2 separate regions of the Homo sapiens genome follow, and region 1 is linked to region 2. Evidence: read pairs that join two places in POLR2A ChIA-PET (ENCODE). Cell type or tissue: GM12878. All regions are shown on one strand. Links, peaks and the distances in the headings refer to the core of each region. The heading gives the core; the rest is flanking DNA. Region 1 overlaps NR5A1 (nuclear receptor subfamily 5 group A member 1). Region 2 overlaps NR6A1 (nuclear receptor subfamily 6 group A member 1).

The links. ChIA-PET counts read pairs that join two places held together with the same protein. Peaks named below come from ENCODE experiments on the same cell type or tissue, not always from the same donor. Only the 100,000 strongest peaks of a DNase experiment are listed, where the experiment ranks them.
Region 1: POLR2A ChIA-PET joins it to region 2 with 5 read pairs; 1 of 35 experiments calls an interaction of 5 or more read pairs at or near these places.

What each region holds. Positions count from the first base shown.
Region 1 is chr9:124,491,391-124,496,717 of GRCh38, reverse strand. It overlaps NR5A1 (nuclear receptor subfamily 5 group A member 1), which reads left to right. Exons shown (of 7, transcript NM_004959.5): 5 at 3,569-3,688. Among named protein-coding and RNA genes, the nearest start is that of NR5A1, 13 kb to the left of the region's middle. RefSeq lists a silencer at 407-456. In GM12878, for the core only: no CTCF peak of the experiment used is centred there; a DNase peak (open chromatin) is centred at 2,416.
Region 2 is chr9:124,708,845-124,714,211 of GRCh38, reverse strand. The region is part of intron 2 of NR6A1 (nuclear receptor subfamily 6 group A member 1); the gene reads left to right. LOC124902269 (a long non-coding RNA gene) reads left to right here. Exons shown (of 2, transcript XR_007061772.1): 2 at 377-878. Among named protein-coding and RNA genes, the nearest start is that of MIR181B2, 18 kb to the right of the region's middle. In GM12878, for the core only: a CTCF peak has its summit at 2,096; a DNase peak (open chromatin) is centred at 2,111.

The DNA of each region.
Region 1 (5,327 bases), core at 328-5,327, 220 kb after region 2:
CAGTAACTGTCAGTCCTGGGCTGACAAATGACACCTCACTGACCACTCTGCCGGCAGAGCGCAGTGGCCAGCCCGTGGTGTGTCAGCCACCAGAGAATTACACAGCCCACCGGCCTTCACAGCCAGACCAATCGGACCCCAGGGGGCTCCAGAGGGGCCCTGCTGGGAGGGAGGTCAGCTTGGCACCCATAAATACCGGGTCTCTGAGGCAGCCTGCAGAGCGTCAAGGCTCCAGGAAGATTTGTGGCGGTCCGGTGGGAGGGGTGGATGGCTGATGTGCCCAGCAGACAGGCCAGGCTGGTGGGAGACCCAAGGGCTGGGGCTGCAAATGTCATTGTTCCCAGGGCGACAAGGAGGCCTGAGGGTAGAGGAGCCTTTAGCTTAGGGAGGAAACTTCGGAAAGTGAAAACCAACCCTCTCTGGTTAAAGGAACCTCTTAGCCACCTGCTTTCTCATGCAGGGGGGCTGGCAGCTATGGCCCTGTGGTTTTCTTTTAAATAAAAAGAGGTTGTGTGTGTGTGTGTGTGTGTGTGCGCATTCTCATCTGTGTGGGGAGTGTTTTGGAGTTTGGTGTCTTTATGCATCCATCTGTCCACCCAAGGAAAGCAGTGAGTACAAGACCTGCTTGGCCAAGGGGCAGGTGGGATCCCGGCCGGGCAGCATCCACGTAAGAACCAACAGCAGGTCCACCGATTCCCATACATCCCAATGTGTGTTCTTACGTTTTAACCAAAAAAGAGAGAAATTACATTTCCTGCTTCACAAAACAGGAAATTAGGGTGGAGGATGCATGGCCGGATGGGGGCTCGAATGCAGGGCACGGGGCACCAAAGCCTCAGCGACCATATTGTGGCTCTGTGCCCCTGGCACCCCTATCAGCCTCACTGGGCAGGGCTGCCCCATCCAGGGTCTAAGGTCTGGGTACAGAGCCTGCTCCCAGGGCTGGGCCAGCCGGGTCACCGTGACCCATCTGCTTTTGGCCTGAAGCCTTATCTCCTCATTCTACCCCTTATCGCTCCTCCGCCACCTCCCCACCCCCTTGTGTCTTCGTTCTGGGCGCAAGCGTGTCTGCTCCTGTGGGCCTGCGAGGGGCGGGGGGACAAGCCTGGCCCTGCACCACCACCTGGGTGTCTACGGTGGGCCTGAGTTTTTCTTGCTGCCAGTGTGACCCCTGGGCAGGCCCCTCCTTCCCAGGTCTCAGGAGGTTCTCAGGTCCCCAGAAGTCTGGCCGGTAGGAACCTCTGGGCAGAGCCCAGCTGCCTGAAGCCCGAGTGTTGCCTCCGGCAGGCCTCTGTTTCCTTATCTGTAATGTGGGCAGAATGTCGGCAGGGCAGGGGTGAGGTGTCCTGTGCCACACTGGGCGCCGTGCCTGGTGATAGGTGCCCTCTGAGCCTTGGCTCCCTCCTGGAAACCGCGGCTCCATGGGGGCTGGCACTTCCAAGGAGAGATACGGAGAGATGGCCGAGTCAGCCCCTGCCCAGGCCTCAGTCTCTCCGGGACCCTCCCAGTCAGGGCTGAGCCTGGGGGCACACGGCTGATGGTAGGGGCTCTGGGAAGAAAGCTTTGCTGGGAGCTGGAGGGAGCTCTGGACCCAGAGGTGAGGTGTGGATGGAGGGAATGGACACAGACCTCCCTCTTTTCCACCACGTGGGCCCGGAGGTCTGTCTGTGTGCAGTTCCTGACTTCTCCCTCTCCTTTTCTCCCCTTCTGTCTGCCTGAGGACACAGGCCCCAGGGACGCCCCAGGAGAGAAGGGGAACAGAGAGCGGGGTGCTTCTATCTCCTACGAGACAGAGCTGTTCATTAGGCTTGGCCCAGTTCCCCTCTGACTGGGGGCCGCCCCTAGGTGGGGAGCAGTCCCTCTGAGCCTCTGGTCCCAGGTAGAGAGTGGTCTCTGTGTGCCTCTGGCCCCAGGTGGGGAGTGGCCCTTCTGAGCCCCTGGCCCCCAGTGGGGAGTGGTCTCTCTGAGTCTCTGGCCCCAGGTGGTGAGTGGCCCCTCTGAGTCTCTGGCCCCAGGTGGGGAGTGGCCTCTCTGTGTCTCTGGCCCCAGGTGGGCAGTGGTCCCTCTGCTCTCTGTGCTTGTCTTGGGGAGCACCTTGCCAGTCATCAGCCCCTCTGACCACTGCTCTGGGGCCCAGAGAAGAGCTGAACACCAGTTCTGCCTCCCCAGACCTCACAGGTATTGGTGAAGACAGAGGCATTTAACTGATGCCATGAGATGTTGCAGATTCTGCATCCAGAGGGTGGAGAGGGCCTCGAGGAAGGAGAGGGATCAGGTAGAGGATCTGTAGAGGAGGCAAGGAGCCTGTGAGAGACCAGGAACTCCTGGATGGCAAGGAGGGTGAGTGAGAGGTCCTCTTCCACACCTAGTGGTTAAGAGCGCAAATCTGGAACTAGACAGAGCTGTGTGGCCTCTCTGTTCAGTTTCTTCTCTCTATCATGTGGGTGGCGACTATACGAAACTCGCAGGGCTGTAGGGCTGCAGTGGAATGACTGTCAGCTGTCATGGTTTGCATTTGCCATAGGGCACGGCCCAGGAAGGTGCGCCAGAAGTGTCTTTTGGGTCGATGGTGGCCAGCTGGTGAGTGGCACGGGCTGAGAGGGATGGGGCTGTGTCTGCCCAGGCCCATCTGCAGTGCCCAGTGTGCTTCCAAATACCCAGAAGGGCTCGTTTTGTCACAGTGGAGATTGTGGACCGGGAATGCCAGCCGTGGCCCTGGCCTGGCCCTGCCTCTGTGTGATCCCGGGAGAGTCTCTTGCCCTTTCCGGGTGGCGGATTCCTCAGCTGAAAAATAGGGATTGGGGCCAGGGGATCCCTGGCTCTGCTTCTGAGTCCTGCAGAGTCAAAGGACACTCCAAACAGGGGCTGGCCCTGCCCCTGCACCGAGTGTCTCTGGCCGCAGCCTGGGCATTCGGAATCAGCCCCTTGTTGCTGTTCGTTTCTGCTTCATGTGCCAGGCCATTGCCGCCCCCCTGCTCATGCCCTGGGCCTGACCTCAGGCCAGGTGGGACCTCCCTCCTCCTCCTGAGCCTGAGAGCTCTGCGTAGGCCCGGGGGGGAAGCCCTTGGTTTCTCCCTCATGGCTCCTGTTTGAGCAGTTGGGGCTGCCAGAGGTGTGACCGACCACAGGCTTTTAAATGTGGACAAGGTTAAAATTAATAATAACCTTGCCAGGCATTTGTAGGAGTCCTTTGCAGAGCACCTGCATGGACATTAGTCACTAACATGTATGGCATACCTAACATGTACTGGACTGTCCGCTCAGTACTTTGCCCACTTTACAGATGAGAAAACTGAGGCACAGAAAGGTTACCAGGACTTACGTAAAGTCATACAAAAGACAGAGGTGGGGCCTGAAGCCTGGCCCATTCAACCCCCAAACATCCCTTTGTTAACTGGCCAGACCTCTGTTGCACTTTGATAGCCTAGACATCTGGGTAGATGGGCACAGAGAGGTTAGCTTGCCCAGGCTGCACGCCTAGTTGGGTCTCAGTGGGAGGAGAAGGGGTGAGAGGAAGGTCCCTGGACCCTGGCTGGAGCCCGGCCCCCCGCGTGCCTCTTCCTTCCAGGTGGCCGACCAGATGACGCTGCTGCAGAACTGCTGGAGCGAGCTGCTGGTGTTCGACCACATCTACCGCCAGGTCCAGCACGGCAAGGAGGGCAGCATCCTGCTGGTCACCGGGCAGGAGGTGACCAGTCCCTCGGCCCCGCCCCTGGGCCCCGCCCTGGCCCCGCTGTGCACTTCCAGGATTCAGGGCCCCGGAGAGGAGGACCCAGGCCTCTCGGGGCTGGCTCTGGGCACCCTAATTATCAGCCCTTTCCCCACGTTCATGGAACACCCACTGGCCCAAACCCTCTGTGAGCAGCCCTGGCCCAGGCTTGAGAGGCGCCGGCCCCTGGGAGCCCTGCTCTTGGGGAGCAGCTCAGGGGGTGTGGGCATGGTGAGGAGAGGCTCATGGAGGAGGAGGTGATGGTGGCCCTGGGTCTGGAAATAACACACTGGAGTTGGCTGGGGAATGAGGGATGAGGGGGGCAGTCCCCACGTCTACCGCAGGCTCAGAGAGGGTGGAAGTGTGGAGCCCCCGGGCCCTGCTGGTGCCGGTGTGGGGGTGGCATGAGGTGAGAGATGAGGGAGGCTAGGGGGTTGCTAGTGCTGGCTTAGCAGGCAAACCTTGCAGGCCCTAAATCTCGAATGAATGAATGAATGAATGAATGGGCAAAGGGCTCCAGAGAGCTCAGAGTCGGAATTTGGGCCCCCTTAGAGCAGGGAATGAGGATCTGGGGAGTAGAAAGTCCAGATGCAGCAGGGGTCCGGGGAGAGCTTTAGGAGGAGGAGGGACATGGCCAGGTGGTATCTGAGGAGGCAGGCGGAGGGGTCAGGATGGGAGGTGGGGGGCCAGGGTGGGGACACGGGGGCACAGCCACGGAGGAAGACTCACCTGGAGAGATGGGCTGTAGGGAAAGAGAGGGAGGGGGGGAGGCAGAGAAGGGGGTTGATGGCCAGGGTCCAGCCTGCTGGCAGGAGTGCCACTCTCAGGTGGGGACACAGGAAGGGCCGTGGGGTCGGTGGGTGCTGTGGGGTGGGGAAGACAGACTCTGCTCCCAGCTCCAGCCCTCCCAGGCCCCCACTGCTCATCTCCAGCTCTCTCCTCGGTGTCACAGGCCATCGGGGCAGGAGGACGGGACGGGCAGCACTGGTCCCAGGGGGGTGTCTTTGGGGCTCCCTGTGAGCGCAGGTGCCTGCAGTCTGCATGAAGTGTGGGTGTCCGCAGGCTGGCTGAGTCTCTGTGGCCATGGGAATGCCTGTTTGTGTGTGTGTGTGTGTGTGCCTGCCTGTGTTTTATTGTGCAAAATCTCCACACACATCAGTGTGTGGGTGTCACTGTCTTCCCATCAACCCGTAAATGTGATCACATACATGGGTGTATGTGTTGCCGTGAGTGTGAGCGTACAAGGGCGGGTGTGGCCGTGTGCACACGTGTGTGCCTTCACTTCACAGAGTGGGCGACCCCATGACTGTGCTCGTGTGTGTGTGTGTGTGACTCTGAGCTGAGCTGTGACCCAGCGTGTAGGTGTGAACATGGGGGCTCTGGGAAGCCATGTGGATGTGTCTGTGTGTCCCCACACAGGCCTGCCCTCCCCAACCCCTCCCCTCCCAGCATGTAGAGGGGCCCCCTGAGCTGCTGGTGCTGCTGGGCCTGGTGCTGGGGTTTGTGTGTGAAGGAGGGGTGGACGCGGGCAGAACGTGGGTGCCTCAGCTCCGGGCTTGGCGGGTTGAGGAGAGCTCGGAAGGGTGGGCCCGGCAGCGTCCCCGGGGCTGTGCAGATG
Region 2 (5,367 bases), core at 231-5,230:
ACTTTTTGTCTCTATGAATTTGTCTACTCTAGGTACCTCATTTAAGTGGAATCATACAGTTTTGTCCTTTTGTAACTGGCTTATTTCCCTTAGCATAATGTGCCTAAAGTTTATCTATGTTGTATAGTGTTAGAATTTCCTTCATTTTTGAGGCTGAATAAGATTGCATTGTATGTATATACCACATTTTGTTGATCCATTCACCTATTGATGGACACTTGGGTTGCTTTCACCATTTGGTTATTGTGAATAATGCTGCTGTAAACATGAGTATACATGGATGTCTCTCTTCAAGTCCCTACTTTCAATTCTTTGGGGTGTATACCTGGAAGTGGAATTGCTGGACCCTATGGTAATTCTGTTTTTAATTTTTCAGGAATCACCATACTGTTTTCCATAGCTGCCGCCCCACTTTACGTTCTCATCAGCAGTGCTCTAGGGTTCCAATTTCTCCACATCCTCACCAACACTTATTTACTGTGTTTTTGATAGTAGCTCTCCTAATGGTTGTGAGACAATATCTCATTGTGGCTTTGATTTGCATTTCCCTAATGATTAGTGATATTGAGCATCTTTTCATGTGCTTATTGACCATTTGTGTGTCTTCTTTGGAGAAATGTTTATTGAGGTCTTTTGCCTATTTAATTGGATTCTTTATGGGTTTTTGTTTCAGTTATACGAGTTCTTTCTGTGTTCTGTATATTAATCTCTTAACAGATACATGATTTGCAAATATTTTCATCCATTCTGCAGGTTGCTTTTTCATTCTGTTGTGTCCGTCGATGCACAAAAGTTTTACATTTTCATGTTATCGAGCAGTTTTTTCTTTTGTTGCCTATGCTTTTTGTATCATATCCAATAAACCATTGCCAAACCCATTGTCATGAAGCTATCTCCTGTTTTTTTTTTCTAAAAGTTTTATAGTTTAGGGCTTATGTTTAAGTCTTTGATCGATTTTGAGTTAATTTTTGTGTATGGTATAAAGGTAAAGGCCAGCTTCATTTTTTTCTCATGTGGATATTATTTTATCAGTACCATGTGATTATTCTTTCTCCATTGAGTGGTCTTGGTAACCTTGACAAAAATTGTTTGACCATATATATGAGGGTTTAGTACTGGGCTCCCTATTTTATTCCATTGGTCTATGTCTGTCATTATGGTAATACCAGACTGTTTTGATTACTGTAGCTTTGTAGTAAATTTTGAAATCAGGAAGCTGTAGGGTTTTTGTAGATGCCCTTTATCAACTTGAGAAAATGCTGTTGCTAGTTTGCTAAGAGTTTTTTTTATCATGAGTGGTGTTGTTTTCAGATTAATAATTAATTACTAATCTGTAAATCAGTTATGTTTTCATACCAATTCTCCATCTAGATTGTTTAGACTTAATATGGTGAATTACACTGATTGAATTTTGAAACTCAGGCTAGCCTTTTAATGCTGAAATAGACCTCATGTGGTCAGTGATGTATTATAATTTTCCAGTGTTGCTGAATTCAACTTGGTAATATTTTGTTAATGGATTTTTGTGATTATGTGTAGAAGAGCCAAAACCTATGTTTTAATCTTGGTGCCATACTGCCTTCAAAAGACTTTTTTTTTTTTTTGAGACAGGGTCTTGTTCTGTCGCCCAGGCTGGAGTGCAGTGGCGTGATCTTGGCTCACTGCATCCTTCGCCTCCCAGGTTCAGGCGATTCTTGTGCCTTAGCCTCCTGAGTAGCTGGGACTACAGGCGTGTGTCACCTACCTGGCTAATTTTTGTATTTTTAGTAGAGAAGGGGTTTCGCCCTGTTGACCAGTCCGGTCTCCAGCTCCTGGCCTCAAGTGGTCCCCTTGCCTCGGCCTCCCAAAGTGCTGGGATTACAGGTGTGAGCCATTACACCCAGCCTCCAGAAGACTTTTATTTTTCCTTAATTTCTCATTTTGGGCATATTCCCTTTTATTTGTTGAATCTGCATTAGTTTAATTTTTCGTGTAGTCATAAACCAACTAATAGGCTTTCTAGATGGGCATAAGCGCTCTCTCCTCCTCCTTCAGTTTTTAAGTCTCCATCTAGTGGTCTATTCTGGAAGCACAGAGGTGAGAACCTGTGTTAATGTATTGGTGGGTATGCCAGTTTTGTCCATTAGGTGGCAACAGGCCCTAACCAAAGAGGGAAGAGCACTCAGACTGAAAAATAGAAAACCTGTGCTTGCAAAACTCGGAACAAGATTTTCTGGTACAGCTAGGCTTCAAAATCTTGGAGAAGGGAGTTGTATACCCTTAGGTCATTCTAAGAGCATGTACAAAAACTCTAAAAATATATGGGGCCTATAGTCCCAGCTCCTCAGGAGGCTGAGGCAAGAGGATTTTTTGAGCTGCAGAGTTCAAGACCAGCCTGGGCAGCATAGTGAGACTCTGTATCTTAACAATAAAGACACATGGGAATTCATTTCCCTGTCTCACTTCTCTTGCCTCTCAAGCTTGAAAATCTTGACTTACTCAGTGGGTATCCAGTGGTCACTTTTCTTTGAATATTGGCAGTAGGAGGTAATAGGGACAGAAGGTTAAAGTAATAGAGTAGACCCTTAATGCAAGGGGATCTGAGTTTGGGGATGGGGTGAGAAGGATGTGCCTGAAACCTACTTTATTAATGATAAAAAGAAGAAATCTACTTGCAGAGAGATTTCAGGGAGAGGCATTAATGGCTCCTCGCCATTTTTGGGTCTGACACTCCATTCCTTGGGCATGGATAAAGGAGTGTTTGTGAATGTTGTCTAAGATGTGGCTTTTTTTTTTTTTAAATGGAAATAGGAGAACAGATTTTCTTTGGCAAGGAATTGTTTAAGGCAGTGGTGAAGGAAGAAGATCAGTTAAGGGGGTGTGAGATTCCATGAAGTGGTGGATAGAATTTATAGGGCTGTGAAAATTAAGATAATGTTTGGGGAAGACCACTAGGGTGTAAACAGTGTGACCTGGCAGGCTAGAATAGATTGCTTGGTTATGGCAAAGATGCCAGCTTTTTTTTTTTTTTTTTTTTTTTTTTTTAAACCTTAGCTGACTTAGGCATGTAAAAATCTACTTAACTTGCATGTTCCTGCTTTCCGGTTCATAATTATTCATTGGCAGTGGACTATTATGTACAAATAGGCTTGGAGTAAGGATGATAGATGCGCTTTAACAATTGGGTATGGTTCATATTTGAAACATGACATATGCATGTCAAGATTTAATTACTGGAAAATTTCAAAATAAGGATACTGTTAATGTAATACCTATCATTATACACCACATGAATCAAACTAACTTGAAAATGATGATGCTGAATGAACTGTAATTGAAGAGTAAAGCAAAAATAGCAGCAATTGAAAACTACCACTAATTTCCTCAACAGTGATAATGGAGTTCTTCTGAGAACTGTAAGATTTCCAGCTGATCTTACGTGTGCAATTGCGGAAGGATCTTTGCAACTTTTCCACCCATTTTTGGCAACTAGGCTTAGTAGAATACTAGAGTCTCATTCGTTTATAAACATTGAATTGTATTAATAGTCACTTAACAAGTTACTTGCATGTAGCTTTTAATCACAGGCAGAAATAAACTGAACACCAGTCACTCATAAGATGGATGAATGTTGGATTAATTCACCAGGAAGATCCTTTATACCTTGAGAATCATGGGGCTAAGAGGTTGGGAAGGAGGAGGATAAGGTAGAAAAATAGCCTTAGGCTGAGGCTCATTGCAATGAACCTTTGATGCTAAATGTGAAATAGAAAGGGGGTGTTTTTTCTGTGACTTAAAGCAAAACCTCAACATTGTGTGTGTATGTGTGTGTGTGTGTTTCATTGTGTATTCACAGGTGTTTATAATAGTTCTGATACAGTTGGTAGGATTACTACATGTGGTCAGTTCTGTTGACAGAATTATTATTTGTGACTTTTAATAACCAAATGATTTTTTTAAGGAATTGTTTTTCTGTTACGTTGAATGGAGAAGTTCTATGTCATCGAGAAGGAAATAAAGTCCTTCATGTAATGATTTTGTGCGGAGACTTTTGTTGACTTGTCTCGTGTCTGATCATTTGGCCCCTCAGTTGTCCAGCATAACTAAGATGCAGTAAAAAACCAAGCCCTAAACATTTTCCATTTTCATCAAAATAATATTAATTATGGGATTGAGTGATTCTCTTTTCTCTGGAGTAGTTCAATGGCAAGGAACAGAAACACTCTCAAGCTAGTTTAAAATAGGGACATTGTTAGAAAGTACTGGGTTTCTTTTTTTTTTTTTTTCGAGATGGAATCTCACTTTGTTGCTCAGGCTGGAGTGCAGTGGCATGATCTTGGCTCACTGCAACCTCTGCCTCCTGGGTTCAGGCAAGGTTCAAGCGATTCTCCTGCCTCAGCCTCCCGAGTAGCTGGGGTTATAGGTGCCTGCCACCTTTCCCAGCTAATTTTTTGTATTTTTAGTAGAGACAGGGTTTCACCGTGTTGGTCAGGCTGGTCTCGAACTCCTGACCTCAAGTGATCTGCCCGCCTTGGCCTCCCAAAGTGCTGAGATTACAGGTGTGCGCCAACCCACCTGGTGCAAAAGTATTTGTTTTCTCTTGGGGCTCAATGGCAGAGCATGCAATTGAATTTCATGAAGAACCAAGGCCAGGATTTCTTTTCCATCTCTCTGTGGCTATGTGGAGTCTCATTTCTGCTTTTTCTAGTGCCTCTGGTTGATAACTTCTTTAGACTGATACTCCTCGCTTCTGTGTCCATGATGGAAAATGGCTGCCCCTCCCCTCCCCTGGCATGTCACATAGCCTTCTAGCACCCATGCTTGACACAGACTAACTAAAGTATTTGTGTTCAAATTGTAAACACTTAGGAAGGAGTATAAGCCCAGATTGGATCAGGGTCCATTTGTCCTTTCAGGAGCTATGGTAAATTGACTATTCAGTAGAAGCTGTAGAAGTATTCTAAGGAGAATATAAATAGAACAGAGAAATTATCTGACATGATTACTTCAGTCAGGAAATAGGCAGGATGGAGATTCTGGAAACTGACTATGGAATCTGGTATTTGAGCCAGGACAATGAGCAGACAGGGAAAACTCAGGGGCATAGATTAATGGATTAATTAGGAATTATTTGCTGGGCCTGAGATGAGAGAGGATGGGGATCTGAGAAATGCAGTGAGAATCCAGGTATTAATTGATGCTTGACATTTGGCAAGTAGAAGAGAGATATATTCAGGTCACGCAGTTACTGGCTGTGGGTATAAGCTTTAAGACCCAGAGCTCTTGGTCTTGGAATGCTAATGACCAGATGGGCTGAGAGTTAAGACCTGGGCCAGTGGGAAAGGGACCCATGATAGCCATCAAGGCATGCTGATGGGCTTAATCATA